Linked DNA regions of Homo sapiens: region 2 is linked to region 1. A link is an interaction called in ENCODE POLR2A ChIA-PET data of the cell type or tissue named here. Cell type or tissue: PC-9. All regions are shown on one strand.

Region 1 (2,500 bases):
GAGAGCTTCCTTTTAATTTTCCTCTTGTAGGTTTTTCCTGCAGTCTAAATTGCTTAGCCTAGAAATAAACGGGAAGACAAACCTGATTATTTAGTTCTGATACTCTAAAGGAATCAAGCGTATTTCAGATGCGTTGGTGGTATAGTGGTGAGCATAGCTGCCTTCCAAGCAGTTGACCCGGGTTCGATTCCCGGCCAACGCAGTGTCAGTTTTTCTCTTCAGCTTTTTAGACTGAGTAGGCCTGGAAACCGAGCAAAGTAGGGAACACAGGAAAAGAGTTTTGACCACTTTTGTGTCCTAGGTCTGCACCAGTATGGTCTGTCCCTCCCACAGTAAACATCTGTATTTTGGTAACTGCACGTGCGCGCCTAGCCCGTCTGATGGGTTCGGCCGCTGGCGTCCAAACAATAACTCTCCTAGGGGTCTAGGGAAGTTAACAATAACTCTCCTAGGGGTCTAAGGAAGTGTCTGAAATAGAGGCTGGTTGGATTTGTTTTTCTGAATCGGCAGAGGTGGCTCTGATATATTTATGAGTCAAGATGAGGAAGTCAGCACAAGCTCCCACAATGCCAGAGAGTACACAGCGCTTCTTGTACCTGTGAGGGAAGCAAGAAATTAAGACGGGGCTCTCATCCCCTCCCCAGCTCACTAGCTCCGTTTTTCTTCCGGTTCCACCATTCTGGGAAGAGAAACCTCAATTCCGTGGTACAGGCTGCAGATGTAATTTGAAAAATCCTTCGAGGCTGCCCCTCTCATCCCTGGGCGAAGCAGCTTGATTCCTTGGAGGGGGAAGAGGGAAATGGAGGCAGAGAGGTGAGAGGAGAGAGGCGAGAGGCGGCGTGGTCCCGGGTTGCAGCTGACGCTTTCTGCCCTCTAGTCAGGACCTTGGCCCGCCGCCGCCCAGCGGAGCGGGTGGTGCTATCGCTGGCATCGAGGGATTTAGAGTCTAAGAAACTGATTCAGGTGTCGGAGCTTCAAGGTTGCAGAGTGAAAAAGTTTGGAATTGATTGATGCGGACGTCAGGGACTGGCCAAATAAAAGTAGCACGAAATAGCCATTCCTATTTCAAGAGGCATTAAATCCAGCTGTAGCGCGCCGCCTGGTTAGTGGCTCGCCGTGATCGTATAGTGGTTAGTACTCTGCGTTGTGGCCGCAGCAACCTCGGTTCGAATCCGAGTCACGGCAGGTGGTTCTAACTTGCTGGGGTGGCGGTTTTTTTTTTTTTTAATTAACACTTTTAAAAGAGTGACACATGCTTGTAATTCTGCCTTCGCTTAAGGCATCCCCGCGGAAGTGCAGTCCACAGATTCGGTGAATAACAATAGCTCCAGGCCGACGTGGTGGCTCGCGCCATTACGTAATCCCAGCAGCTTTGGGAAGTCTCGGAGGCGGGAGAATCCCTGGAGCCCAGGAGTTCGCGACCAGCTTGAGACGCCTCCCCACAATGTCAGAATTTTTTTTTTTTTTTTTTTTTTGAGACAGAGTCTTGCTCTGTCGCCCAGGCTGGAGTGCAGTGGCGCGATCTCGGCTCACTGCAACCCCCGCCTCCCGGGTTCAAGCAATTCTCCTGCCTCAGCCTCCTGAGTAGCTGGGATTACAGGCGCCCGCCACCACGCCCAGCTAATTTTTGTATCTTTAGTAGAGACGAGGTTTCACTATGTTGGTCAGGCTGGTCTCGAACCCCTGACCTCGTGATCCACCCGCCTCGGCCTCCCAAAGTGCTGGGATTACAGGCTTGAGCCATCGCCCCCGGCCAGAAAAAGAATTTTTAAGATGGTGGCGGGCGCTTTTGGTCCCAGCTACTTAGGGAGGGTGAAGTGGGAGCATCGCTTGAGCCCGGGAAGTAGAGGCTGCAATGAACTATGATCGCGCCACTGCACTCCAGCCTGGGCGACAGAGCGGGACCCTGTCTCAAACAACAATAGTTCCAGTTGGCTCACACTGCGGCTCGCCCACCAAGGTGCTAAGCAGCCCAGGCGGGAAGCTTTAGAGCGATATGGAGGCCCACGGAGCTGGGACCACGGTTGTTCTTTTGGCCTTCACTTGAGCAGAGGAGAGAACCCTTCCCTTGTGACTCTGGAACTCAGTGCCTCTTCCAGGATGGAGAATTAAAATGCTTTGCAGAGAGGTCTTTGCGCCTCTCATCTGAGTTTCCTTGGGCTCTTTCGCACCCTCCTCTGAAGTGGGTGAGGAGGTTCCCTCAGTGGAAGGAATGTGCGGAAAACACTAAGGTTTCAGGCAGGACTCGTGATTCCCGAGTCCTCCGCGAGACTTCCTGGCTCTCTGCAGCCCCCATCGCTCTCTAAACCCCGAATTCCTTCATGGCAAAAAGCTATTATGAAAAGGCTACTGCCGTGTCCACCAGTCCTAGGTCCTGAAACTTCTTTCACACGCAATAATATGCAATTAGATCATACAACCGCTCCGTCAGTGGAAAATGATTCCATATAAGAAGACGCCAGTAATCAGTGCCCGGCTAGCTCAGTCGGTAGAGCATGAG
Region 2 (2,500 bases), 760 kb before region 1:
ACAGACTTTATGGTCTCCAAGGGAGACCCCTCCATTTCATGTTTTGTGATTTGAGCAACAGACTGGAATCTACTTGAAATTTGCAAATGGTCTTTGACTTGGGCTTTCCAATTTTGCTCTACTTCACAGTGTTTTCTGGGTTATATACAAGGGAGATGATCCAGTCATTTGTTAAGCGCCTCAAATAAGACATGCCCTAGATGTTTTTTTGTTTGTTTTGTCAAATTGGGATTATCTTTGTGTCTTTGGAGAATATAAAATACTAACATGAGGTAAGCACTAAGGTTCTGAGATGGCCGTGGAAGAGATGACAAACTCCATCACCATGCCTGAGAGTGTCCAATCGTCTCTGCGGGGGCCACATATTTTTGTATTACACTGTATTTGAAATAACAACAACAACAACAAAAAACCCTTCAAGATTCATAAAATTGGACAACTGTCTTTGTAACACTTCTAGTGGTAAAACCAGTAAGGATGGCTAGTTTGCAACCCATCTGAGCAGCCTCTCTGGTTTCATAGATATGTTTTCTCTCTGACATTGAACGGCTTTCAACTTGAAACGGAATGCTACATCACAAAGATAAACAGGTTTGAAAGGAACCGGTTTTCCTTGTAATCCTAAACGTTCAAGTCTGCGCATTAAAAGACATTATCTGAAGAAGGGTGCACAAGCTTCCTGTTGGCCGCCAGAAGGGTTCTCTGCAGGACACAGATCAAGTACCACAGTCTTAGGGGGAGACCAGACGCGGGATCTCTGCACACCTCCCCAAAGGACAATGGCAGGAGGAAAAGGAGAAAGAGACAGACGTCACTTCCTCCGCCAGCTCCGGCAGCGGGTTGATCGGCTGAGTCGGCGGAGGGTGGGGCGGAAGAGCAGACGGGGACTGGGAAAGGCGCTGTCGGTGACATCACGGATAGGGCGATTTCTATGTAGATGAGGCAGCGCAGGGGCTGCTGCTTCGCCACTAAGGAGTTCCCGTGCCGTGGGAGCGGGTTCAGGACCGCTGGTCGGACCTGAGAGTCCCAGCTGTGTGTCAGGGCTAGGAGGGCTGTGGGCGGTGGGGGGGTGGGGTGGGGGGGGGGGCGTTCGCGGGGCAAGTGACCGTGCGTGTAAAGGGTGAAGCGTGTGAGGCTGTGGCGGGGCGGAGGTGCAAAAGCTCATACTTACCTGGAAGGGGAGATACCATGATCACGAAGGTGGTTTTTCTCAGGGCGAAGCTTATCCATTGCGTTCCGGATGTGCTGACCCCTGCGATTTCCCCAAGTGTGGGAAACTCGAGTGCATAATTTGTGATAGTAGGGAACTACGTTCGCGCTTTCTCTTGGTGCTTCTGTGGTGCGAATAGTAGGTGAGCCGTAAGTGTTTTTGTAATTCAGGGTGCGGGCTCGTGTTTTGTGGCTGTGTTCTGTCCGGTCAGTTGTTTCCGTTCGCAACGGTTAGTTTTCCTTTGTGAGGCCATGTTTGGGGACAGCTTAGAACTATCCACTTGCTCTCTTGGGAGGCGAATTTCAGTCTCTGTTGGTTGGGTTGTTCTCCCAGGTTAGCTGCCGCGGTACTTGCTAGGTGGAGCTCAGGGATCAAGGGTCGGGAGCTTTCTGGTTTGTTCAGTGCTCCCAGGGCTTCTAACATCTCTTAAAAACTCTGGTGTTTTCTGTCATCCTCGGAGTTACCTCTTAGCCTCTGTTTTTTTGTTGTTGTTTTTTCCCCCCCTCCCTAAGACAAGTCTCGCTGTACCGTCCAGGCTGGAGAAGTGGCGCGATCTTCCCATCTCAGGCTCCCGAGTAGGACAACCGCACGCCACCACACCCGGCTAGTTTTTTCTCTTTTTTTTTTTTTCTTTTCTTTTCTTTCTCTTTCTTTTTCTTTTTTCGTAGCGGTTTCACCATTCTGCTCAGGCTGGGCTCCAACTCCTGGGCTCAAGTGGTCCGCCCAGCCTTCTGAAGTGCTGGGATTACAGGTGCGATCCATCTTGCCCTGGCAGCTCCTGCTTTTCACCACAGCATTCACGGGAGTTTGTAGGATTTCTGTGCTGGGGAAACGTGTACTCAGTTAATAGAGCCAGGTGGAAGTTGTACTCAGAACTGGTGGTTTTCTTTGGAATGAAAACCGTGCATGTTGGGGGCTCTTAGTGTCCCCGTTCGGTTGTAGGCATAACACCCTTGCTTTGTGTAGGGGGAGGGCTTTGCCCATGCCCTGGTGCCCCGGCGCAGGGCATCGAGGTCTGCAGTTCAGAACCGCAGTCTAACCTATGTCTTGGCGGAATACCCTGCTAAGTCTCCCTGGAATGTAAGATGGGAGGTCTTGTGAGGAGGTTTCTACAAGTAAGAAAACAAATTTCCATTCGGTTTTTATTGACAAAATTGAAAATTATAATAACTGAGTCCAGCCTCTCAGATGACAAATGTCTTTTGCACTGAGAGCTGGGAACCGCCGCTTGCCTCAGCTCCTGCGTGCAGGTGCAGCCCTCGCTTCCCTCCACACTTTCTCCAGCGGGTG

The links. Peaks named below come from ENCODE experiments on the same cell type or tissue, not always from the same donor. Only the 100,000 strongest peaks of a DNase experiment are listed, where the experiment ranks them.
Region 2: POLR2A ChIA-PET joins it to region 1 with 31 read pairs; 3 of 35 experiments call an interaction of 5 or more read pairs at or near these places.

The regions. Positions count from the first base shown.
Region 1 is chr1:146,036,931-146,039,430 of GRCh38, forward strand. It overlaps TRG-TCC2-1 (tRNA-Gly (anticodon TCC) 2-1), which reads left to right and starts at 131; the gene lies at 131-202. TRH-GTG1-1 (tRNA-His (anticodon GTG) 1-1) reads left to right here and starts at 1,114; the gene lies at 1,114-1,185. It overlaps TRK-CTT2-1 (tRNA-Lys (anticodon CTT) 2-1), which reads left to right and starts at 2,471; the gene lies at 2,471-2,500. RefSeq lists silencers at 102-291, 1,032-1,231, 2,452-2,500 and enhancers at 532-581, 1,937-2,500, 2,132-2,241. In PC-9, no CTCF peak of the experiment used is centred here; DNase peaks (open chromatin) are centred at 151, 561, 1,261 and 2,381; H3K4me3 peaks cover 2,500 bases; H3K27ac peaks cover 2,369 bases.
Region 2 is chr1:145,279,953-145,282,452 of GRCh38, forward strand. RNVU1-14 (RNA, variant U1 small nuclear 14) reads left to right here and starts at 1,164; the gene lies at 1,164-1,327. It also overlaps the pseudogene LOC101060170. RefSeq lists an enhancer at 915-1,639 and silencers at 1,084-1,373, 1,541-1,880. In PC-9, no CTCF peak of the experiment used is centred here; DNase peaks (open chromatin) are centred at 1,249, 1,519 and 1,750; H3K4me3 peaks cover 1,501 bases; H3K27ac peaks cover 1,574 bases.